2 separate regions of the Homo sapiens genome follow, and region 1 is linked to region 2. A link is a loop called in an ENCODE intact Hi-C map of the cell type or tissue named here. Cell type or tissue: A673. All regions are shown on one strand. Links, peaks and the distances in the headings refer to the core of each region. The heading gives the core; the rest is flanking DNA. Region 1 has its middle 97 kb from the start of GTSCR1. Region 2 has its middle 55 kb from the start of GTSCR1.

Region 1 (5,393 bases), core at 119-5,118, 150 kb before region 2:
TATTTCATTATATTTTGCAAAAACCTTAATAGTGAGGACTAAATAAAAGTTTATCTGTTTTGGTCCCCTATTGTGAATCTGTCTTATGTTTGAGATTTATTTCCTCAATTAGGCCTTTGAACATTAATATATATCACAGAGCTTAAACACAGCCATGTTAGGCATTTCCATTTAACACAGAGCTTTTAGTGTGGTTCATGATGAATATTTTGCATTTTTCTTTTTTCTAAAGACCTAGGGAATTGTTATATAAGTTGTTAGTAATATGTCTGCAAGAACAAAGCAATATGGCTTAAACAGCTCAAAATCATGCTATGAAAGCTCCACTCTATCCAATTCATACACAATTCAGCAGCATTTTCCTCTGCTTTCCCCTGGGAAAATGTGAAATATGATGCCCTATAGGATTGTAGATTGGTAATGCTAATATTTGTTCTTCCCCAAATTTACTTGCAAGAAGTTAAGAGCATTGGCTTAAGGGTTAGAGGATGAAAATTCTGGGCCCAATTCTGTTGTTTTTTTGCTGTGACCTCAGACAAGTCATACAATTTATTGGAAGCAAAATTTTCTCTTTGAGATGGGTACATCTCAAAGAATGTTGTCATCTACTTAACATTCTCCCAAGTCGTGAAAATCAAAGATAATATTACATGGCACTGTGTTTGAAAATAGGAATCTATGATCATTAGAGAAATGCAAATCAAAACTGCAATGAGATACCATCCCACAACAGTGAGAATGGCTATTATTAAAAAGTTAAAAAATAACAGATACTGGTGAGGTTGCAGAGAAAAAGGAACACTTATACACTGTTGGTGGGAATGTAAATTAGTTCAACCATTGTAGAAAACAGTATGGCAATTCCTCAAAGACCTAAAGATGAACTACCATTTGATCCAGCAATCCCCTTACTGAGTATCTACCCAAAGGAATATAAATAATTCTATCATAAAGACACATGCACATGCATGTTCATTGCAGCACTATTCACAATAGCAAAGATATGGAATCAACCTAAATGCCCATCAATGATAGATTGGATCAAGAAAATGTGGTACATATACACCATGGGATACTGTGCAGCCATAAAAAAGAACGAGATCATGTCTTTTTTAGGAACATAGATGGAGCTGGAGGCTTATCCTTAGCAAACTAATGCAGGAAAAGAAAATCAAATACCACATATTCTTACTTATAAGTGGGAGTTAAATGAGAACACATGGACATATGGAGGGGAACAACACACACTGGGGGCTGTTGGAGGGTGGAGGGAGGGAGGAGAGAGAGGACCAGGAAAAATGACTAATGGGTACTAGGCTTAATACCTGGGTGAAGAAATAATCTGTATGATAAACTTCTATCATACAAGTCTAGCTATGTGACAAACCTGCACTTGTACCCCTGAATTTAAAAGTTTAAAAAATAGAGAGTCCATACACATAATGAAAAATTAATGAGTTGATCTAGAAAAGAGGGTGAATTGGCCGGACACGGTGGCTCACACCTGCAATCCCAGCACTTTGGGAGGCTGAGGCGGGCGGATCACGAGGTCAGGAGATCGAGACCATCCTGGCTAACATGGTGAAACTCTGTCTCTACTAAAAATACAACAAATTAGCTGGGCGTGGTGGCAGGCGCCTGTAGTCTCAGCTACTCGGGAGGCTGAGGCAGGACAGTGGCGTGAACCCAGGAGGTGGAGCTTGCAGTGAGCCGAGATCACACCACTGCACTCCAGCCTGGGCGACAGAGCCAGATTCCATCTCAAAAAAACAAAAACAAAAACAAAAAAAGAAGGTGAATTGTTGTATGTAATAAACTGAATATGTTCTCAATTGCCCATAGAGCAATTGCCCACCTCCACCCCAGGTTCATGCCCGTGGTTTCCACACTTCAGTCTAAATTATCCATCTCCTCCTTTAAGAGGTTGATATTCTAGTAGTGCTATAGGGAGTTATATAGTAGTTCGTAAGATACATCAATGCAGCCTAATTGTCAGGGTTACCCAAGAGTTGTAAGTAGTTACTAACAATCGGAAGTCCATGATTTTTACATTTGTATCATTTCCTTCCTGTGGTGAATGTTTTGTTATATCTAAGGTCTGATGAGTCTTGAAGACAAGACTGATGAATTCACAGATTTCTCTATCTGCCCTGATAGTAGAACTCTCTCAAATCTGTACATTGGAGCACCACATTGCTTTGAATTTGAATATTTAATCTTGTAGCATTCTTTTTAATTGAAGTTTTTTAACCTCTCAGCAAAATCTTTAAAAATTTTTATTTTTTTCAGTAAACAAATCTTTATCTGACAAAGGAAATAGCTGGAGACGTACCTTCACAAAACCACCGCCGACGTTCCCCTGACGTGTGCTGCCCCAGTTTTATAAATTAGAAATCTGGTCATCGCAGCTTAGTTTCTAAGCAGTACCAGCTGTCTTCTCTTTCGAACACTGCAAAGATGCTTTGAAGCTGCTTCTGTATTGTTGGCAACATTAGCACAGAAAGATTTGAAGACTGTAATAGCTGGAAAAGGTTACACAGCCTCACATAATTGACTATGGCAATATAAAATATTGCCTGCTCTGTTTAGTAACAAAGTAGATAATGCTTTCTTTGGGATTCGAAGGGAAACAAAGTAAAGCCGAATTGCCTTTGCTGTGAAGCTTCCAGGTTAAAAGCTGCAAATCTGTGCTGTAAAGCGTGTCTTCCCTGGCTGTGTATAGTAAATTACCATCCCATCCTGCTGTGTGGACAATATGTTTCTAGCTTAATGAGTCAGATGCTTTGTGTTTCCTCCTGCTATTTAGTGCAAGGCAAATGGGTGCATAAAAAGAACAGAATCCAGTGGACATCATTGTTTTAGTTTATTTACCTTCAAATAATTCTCAGATAAAATAATTATGTGGATTTTTAAAAATCAAAATCCACAATGTTGTATTTATTTTCTTTGTATAAAGAAAAAATTCAAAATGAATCACAGATAGATAGGAGTTGCTTTGAATTACAGCAGTAATTGTTAATCACATGCTAGCTACCTCATTCACAAGGTCTTAGCAGGTAAATTTTTAGTGAAAAAAAAAGTTCTTTGTTATGGTTACTGTTGCATTATTTAAAATCAAAGGGCAAGTTAGACTTAATCTTACTTTTGCTTTTTGTGGTTTAAGGTTTATTTGTTTGCTGAGGTTTGATAGGCATTTAGGAAAACATCTTTGAAAAGACTGGATCAGTTCTTTCCATATTCATTACTATACCTTTAAAAATGAATGTGACAAGACACTCTTAAAACCATTATGGGAACTCCTCTGAGGAGCTATTAATAATTCAAACATTATTCAAACAATTTTTGCAAGACAAAACCACTGTGGGGCACTTTGGAGGCAGGTATAGGGGCAAAATAAAAATGTTCTTATATTGATATGTAAAACCAAGAATCACAAAATCAAATTCATTCTAAGGTAGAAGATAAACACCACTATTGGCTACTACCAGGCTTTGCAAAAGAACAATAAAAAGACTACTTCCCAGGTATTTTAGAGGTAATAGAAATAAACCTTTAAAGAGAAGGGTAAAATATTTATTGAGGAGTGCTCTGTACACTCTAGAATTACACAGGGCTGGTGACAGTGATTAAATGTTCCATGGCTACATAGAGAGATGCTGAGGTTTTAATGTACAAGATATTGATTACACGATGAATCCCAACAGTTTGTTTCCTGCAGTTGCTTGCAGCATGGGGAGAAATGAAAATAACAAGTACAATTCTGTAGGCTACATTGCATGCAAAATGGAGCAGGTGATGAGCTAATTGAGGGATGAATTTCCTTCTCCCATTCATAAATGTGAGAGTTGCATAATGAGTTAATCTGTCTGAAATGAGGAAGTATAATTATACCATATAATGATTAAAGATGACAATGAAATATTGTGATTTTCAGTTCAGCTTTAAGACTGGCCTCTTATTTGGTTTTCATTAAATATTTCAATGTGCAATGGTACCCACTAGGATTTTCCCCACTGGCGGAATTCAAGTGTATAAATTAGAGAGGGCCCTTAATTAGAGGAAAATATGAAAAAAATTGCATGTCTTAAAATGACTTGATGTTATTTATGATTTCAAAGTTCTTATGTAGATGGATAACATATAGACTACATTAAATTTCAGTTACTCCCTTGATTTTCCTTATCACCTTTTACTTTCTTTATGCTTAACATCAAGCTTTAATTTTATTTAGTTATTTATTGAGACAAGGTGTCGCTCTGTCACCCAGGCTGGGGTACAATGGCACAATCACAGCTCACTGCAGCCACGACCTCCCAGGCTCAGGTGATCCTACCTCAGCCTCCTGAGTAGCTTGGAGTACAGGTGCCTGCCAGCAGCCTGGCTAATTTTTGTATTTTTTGTAGAGACAAGGTTTCACCATGTTGCCCAGGCTGGTCTCGAACTCATGGGCTCTAGCGATCTGCCTGCCTCAGCCTCCAAAAGTGCTAGGATTACAGGCATGATGGCAAGCTATAATTTTAAATATAGTTACCCCCAAGTTAAGAAGCAAATGGTTATGAAGGAAAACAGAAACACAGGATCAGCAGCAGGTGGCTAGATGCAGATCAGAAATTGACTATGAGGAAAAAAGAACTGAGACAGCCTAAAAATGACTGAAACAACTTCCCTATCCATGTGGTTCCAGCTCACTCTGTCCAATATGCTCACGTTTTCATCACATTCCCCACTGACCAGTTTTTGTAAAAGACCAGTCCCTTCACAGGAGTAAAGCAACAGCTGTCCTAGTCCTGTTTTCATTTTCTTTTTTAGTGTTTATAGGAAAATTAATGGAGTCAGTTGCCAAAGGGAGCATCAAAGTTGAGCAGAAAATAAAATAAGACCCTTGTAGAAAGTTCTTGGTAATACTGTTGTTTCCTTTAAAAGCTGTACCTTAGTAGTTGATGAAATGAAAAAGTAAAGTGAAGTTCAAGGGTGAGAGTTTATGGTTAATGAGTTTTGGATGGAATTTTGTCCCAAGGCATTTGTCTCCTTGCATTCCTTTATACAAGAATATGATTAGATATTTTTAGAGATCATAGACTGTATCTATTTTTATATGCAAATATTTTAAATTCAATTTGTTGTGATTTATAGTATTTGAAGTATAGTGTGGCATACATAGTATGGTATAGTATACTGTATACTTGCAAGTATTCATATTGTAGATGGCATGACAATATTATGCTGATTTTTAAAGGTGAGAGCAATGTGAATGCTTTCTTGTGATTACCTACTGGGAATGGTAAGCTGCCATGTGAAGAATGATGTATTAGTGATTATCTTTGTCTAGAGCTTAAAGGATTGATGTCATTGAATATATTTAAGGTTTTCAAATTAAAACTTAATATTTGTCA
Region 2 (5,393 bases), core at 309-5,308:
AATTTAGAACCCACCCTAAATTCAGGAAGATCTCATTATGAGATTCTTTATTTTTTAATTAATTAATTTTTTTATTATTACACTTTAAGTTCTAGGGTACACGTGCACAATGTGCAAGTTTGTTACAAATGTATACATGTGCCATGTTGGTGTGCTGCACCCATTAACTCATCATTAGGTATATCTCCTAATGCTATCCCTCCCCCCTCCCCCCACCTCACAACAGGCCCCAGGGTGTGATGTCCCCCTTCCTGTGTCCAAGTGTTCTCATTGTTCAATTCCCACCTATGAGTGAGAACATGTGATGTTTGGTTTTTTGTCCTTGCGATAGTTTGCTGAGAATGATTCTTAACTGAGTCACATTTCCAAAAAACAACCTTTTCCCAAATAACGTCACAATCTGAGGTGCTGTGTACACAGATCTTTTGAGGTCCACCATTTCAACCCACTACAACCACCTCTCCAAAGGCCCAGAACTAGGTAGTGGTATAGTTGCATTAGACTCAGTTTCCAGTACCCAAGTTGAGGACAGCTGAAAATTGCCCTGCACACTGCACCGTAAGATGTGCTCTGGCAAAGGGGAGGAGTGTAGTTGATCTCATATTGGCAAGACCTCAGCTGTGATTCATTTTAATTATTCACTAATATATGTGTTCTGAAATACACTGCTATGATCTGAATGTTGTGCCCCTGTACTCCCATTCATATGTTGAAATCTAATTACAAATGTGATGATATTAAGAGATGGAGCCTTTGGGAAGTAATTAGATTATGAAGCTGGAACCCACATGAATGGGATTAGTTTCCTTGTAAAGGAGGCCTCAGAAAGCTGCCCTGTCCTCTCCAGACACTGAATTTACCTTGATCTTGGACTTCCCACCCTTTAGAGCTGTGAGAAATATATTTCTATTATTTATAAGCCACTCAGTTGATAGTAGTTCATCATAGCAGCCTAAGCAGACTGAGACACACACAGAATTGGAAAAAGAGAAGTGTGTAATGAAAGTTGTTGAGATTCTGTCCTGACTGATGCTCCTAAATCCTTTCTATACTATTTGGCCCAATTATCTTTGTAGATATATTTCCCCCCAGGAAAGAATCAATAGATACTCTGCTCTGTTTCAATTTCTTCCCGTATTACTTATATGTTTTCTTTCTATCTATAAAAAAATAAGATTGGGTTTTCTGAAATATATTTTTTATTCCTGTGAGAATCAGTTTTTCTACACCACAGACACAAATCAGAACTAATTCACAGCAGATGTGAGCATTCATAAGGAGAAGTATGTTTTATATTTCCTGCATGAAAGTATAGTGAAGGTTCAGGACATGCGTGAAGGCCCATTGTGTTGAAGTAAGGGTGTTTCTTCTATGTTCCTCCCCACTTTTCAGGTGAGGAACTAAAGTTCAAATCAATCAGAAAGATAACTGAGCAGATGTGTATCTGGTCAGGGATCTGGGTCCTGATCTCTGTGTTGCCAAAGTATATACTCTTTCCTACATCTTCTTTACATTAATACATCCTGATTTGTTGTAATAACTAGACAGAAGTAGAAATAACAGCACAACGTATATGCAACTGGTGGCAGCAACAATCTATCAGAATGGTCAATAATGATCATATCAGCTTTGGTACAGAGTTGCACCTGTGTACACCTTGGGTTGGAGCCTCAGGGTCAGGAAGGCAACAAAAATGGATCTAGACAGGAGCCATGACAGTCTCTGCAGTAACCAGTCTCAGCTGAGTGTTCACCAGTACACGTGTGAGGAAGGATGGAAAGTTAATCCTGCTGCACAGTTTTTTATATTGGGTTCTTTTCTATGCATTTGCTTACTTAATTGAATATCTATTAAACAAATTGTAACCTTTCTGCAGTTCCATCAATCTTGGTTCTTCTAAATAATCATGTTCCTGGCTTTATAAATACTCAAGCCATAAGAATTTGCTACTAAAAGGGTAGCCTGAAAAGGGGAAGGCAACCAAAATAGGTGTTACTCACCTAGCGCACTGAATGCTTGATAAAGCGCAAAGTTGCAGAAGCAACTATTGTACTAAGGATTTCATTTGTACTTCCTTCTATATTATTTTAAAAAGAATTAGAGACTGTTTTGTTTATCTTGTTAGTCAAAATTACATAAACCTTTAAATTTGCAGTTTGTAAATGCTATGACAAATTCAAATATAAATCTTAGTCTAGTAATAATTCTTTAATGTATTTTTCATAATTCTATTACAAAAAAGAGATAGGTAAAAATAACAAATACTATAATTATGTTGAATTATTACAAAGACTGTTATGTCCTAATACTGCTTATTCTCTTCATATCCAAATTATGTAATAAAATGATTGCGTTCTGTGTTATGAAACTGTGAACTCTTTGAGAACTGTAAACTTAACAAGTTTCCTCAAATAACTTTGACTCTTTCAGACAGGCCCTCCAAGAGCATCTGTTGAATTAATGTTGTAGCAAATGGGAAGGTAAAATGTGCTTGCGTGTGTTAATGACATGTTATTATTGTCTTCCCTGCAGAGAAATTGTAATGAGCAGTTGCACCTATTGGCTGGTGGTTGCTGGAATGCATGCTGCCTGCCCCAAGTCTGGCTGTCTTCTATTTTCATATCTGGACCTCTTTCTGTTTCCTATTGTCTGAGTCTGACCTCTGGTTTTAAAATCAATCCCTGACCACTAGCTCAATATTTCAGATCAAAATAGCTCTGCCAATTGTTCTCTAATCTTATACTTTAGCTCTAAGTCCTTCCTTCCTTCCTTCCTTCCTTCCTTCCTTCCTTCCTTCCTTCCTTCCTTCCTTCCTTCTTTCCTTCCTTCCTTCCATCCATCCATCCATCCATCAGTACATATTAGTTAAGAGGTTACTGGGTGATACTTTGGCTAGATGTTAGAGAAGCAAGACAAATAAAACTTTTCTCATGGAGTTTACAATCGAGTGGGCAAGATCAGATCAGACATTGACTGTGGAACAGTAAGGATAAAGAGTGTTAAAAATGTGGACCTGCAGGATGTTGTGGGAGTGCAACACAGTAGGAGCTTGCCTTACCTGACGTTTCAGGACAGCAATCTCTGGAGAAATGATATTCCAGAAACCTGATGTATGTGTTGGATACAGCCAAAGTAAAGATAAGGGCTAGTGTGTTTTAGCCAGAGTAATGCATGGACAGGCACTGATATTGCCTGGGTATGTTTGACGAACAGAAAATAGACCAGCATGACTGAAGGGCAGAGACCTAGGGGGCTCAGGGATAGGGGGAGTTACTGCTTGTAGAAACGGTTTAGGGCTTGGCAATAAGAAATCTTTGAATAATTTTAAGGTGAGAAGAGGCATGGTCAGTGAGGCAGATGCTGTCTCTTTGTCCAGCTCTAAGCTCACATGCAGCTGAGATGGACTATTTCCAGACTCACTGGCCACTTCCAATTTCAAGCACCCTCATCCCTCAGCCTTCCTACCTGAGAGTTTTCTTTTGGTGCCAGCACATCTTGCTCAGCTGTCACGCGAGCTATAGCAAGTATTAGGCATTTGAAGTCATGACCATCGGTTTTCAGCAAAAAATGAGTTAGCAGAATTTTTCTTCCTTCAGTGGGAAAATTCTGAGAAATTTTGACATGGTCCTTCAGAATGCCCTAGGGGGATTAAGCCTCTGTTGTGATCAGAGTCACCTGTTTATTAGCTTCTCCATTTCTCTGGCCTACTTCCTCTACTGTTTCACTTGTGCTTCTTGGATAATATCCTAAATAAACTACCTGCACGGAAGTCCTTATCTCAGGATTTTCTATTTAAGGAACTCAAACTAAGAGGGATAATACCAGAAGTTATATTAAAAAGCAGATTCTAAGAATGGGGTTCCAATTGGAGGACTCACTGGTCATATAGCAACAAAAACTATTGCTAGTGATGGCGAGTGGGGGTAGTGATAATCCCTGGAGCTTGGAGCATCATATTTACTCAGTCTCCCCTGTGGTGAATTGGGTTGAGGTAAAGATTGAAGCTGAACCATTAACTTATGCAACAACTTTTATACTTGAACACATATGGGAGCAATGCTAATTATATGGGTTGTGGAGTTGTCTGGCATGTGTTCACATCTCTAGAATCCTTGATGAAAGAAAATAACAGGCTCAGATCCATAACTATCATCCAGGGCACACTTTAAGAACTGGAAAATGTTCTGTAGCCACAGGACAGACTATATTAAAAAAATATAACAGGAGACGAAAATGTAAAAGAAGATGGAATGCACAATCTGGTAGGTCTCTTATGCAAAAATCAGGGTCCTAATACTTCATTATTCTCAGAGTCCTAATACTTTATTATAATCTATTACTTTAAGATATTAGGGAGCTCAGTTTTGTAACGGAATCTCTCCTTAATAATATTTGGTTCTTAAGATTCTGAGACCTAGAATGGGAACTTTTGAGGGGGGATGCACGGTAATATTAAGGCCCCAAAGTCTTATGAGCTCTCTGGATAGGCACAAGTGGCTTCCTTGCCCTTGTTAAAGGTTAAATGTCCACTAGAGTGAAACTCCACAAATAATGGTGCTCCCATTCCTCAGTGAGACCATTCTATATATATATATTTTTTTGAGACAGAGTTTTGCTCTTGTTGACCAGGCTGGGGTGCAATGGTGCAATCTCGGCTCACTGCAACCTCCGCCTCCTGGGTTCAAATGATTCTCTTGCCTCAGCCTCCCAAGTAGCTGGGATTACAGGCGAGTGCCACCACACCTTGCTGATTTTTATTTTTAGTAGAGATGGGGTTTCACCATGTTGGTCAGGCTGGTCTCGAACTCCTGACCTCAGGTGATCCACCTCGGCCTCCCAAAGTGCTGGGATTACAGGCTTGAGCCACTGTGCCTGGCCAAGACCATTCTAATATGTGTTCTGCATGGTTTCTCAGACAGTGCCCACTGGAACTGAGCTCCATTGCTCATTGTAGTATCCCATTCTGGGCCTGTTGCCACTTCCTGATTCATTTCCCACACCCCCTCACCTGTGCATCCTGTGATCCCTTCCCAAGCAGATTACCTACATCCACGTTTTTTTTTTTTTTTTTTTTGACAGAATCTCGCCCTGTCGTCCAGGCTGGAGGGCAATGGCATGATCTCAGCTCACTGCAGCCTCCGCCTCCCAGGTTCAAACAATTCTCCTGCCTCAGCTTCCTGAGTAGCTGGGGTTATAGGCACTTGCCACCACACCCAGCTAATTTTGTATATATATATATGTGTGTGTGTGTGTGTGTGTGTGTGTGTGTATATATATATGTATATATATGTATATGTATATATGTATATATATATGTATATATATACATATATATATATATATTTTTTTTTTAAATAGTGACGGTTTCACCATGTTGGCCAGGCTGGTCTTGA

What was found. Peaks named below come from ENCODE experiments on the same cell type or tissue, not always from the same donor. Only the 100,000 strongest peaks of a DNase experiment are listed, where the experiment ranks them.
Region 1: it touches region 2 in a loop (10-fold over the local background); 1 of 110 quality-filtered maps calls a loop at or near these places.

Annotation. Positions count from the first base shown.
Region 1 is chr18:70,551,402-70,556,794 of GRCh38, forward strand. No RefSeq gene overlaps it. Among named protein-coding and RNA genes, the nearest start is that of GTSCR1, 97 kb to the right of the region's middle. In A673, for the core only: no CTCF peak of the experiment used is centred there; DNase peaks (open chromatin) are centred at 380, 2,030, 2,440 and 2,740; H3K4me3 peaks cover 1,393 bases; H3K27ac peaks cover 4,381 bases.
Region 2 is chr18:70,703,337-70,708,729 of GRCh38, forward strand. No RefSeq gene overlaps it. Among named protein-coding and RNA genes, the nearest start is that of GTSCR1, 55 kb to the left of the region's middle. In A673, for the core only: no CTCF peak of the experiment used is centred there; DNase peaks (open chromatin) are centred at 2,695 and 2,885; H3K27ac peaks cover 4,486 bases.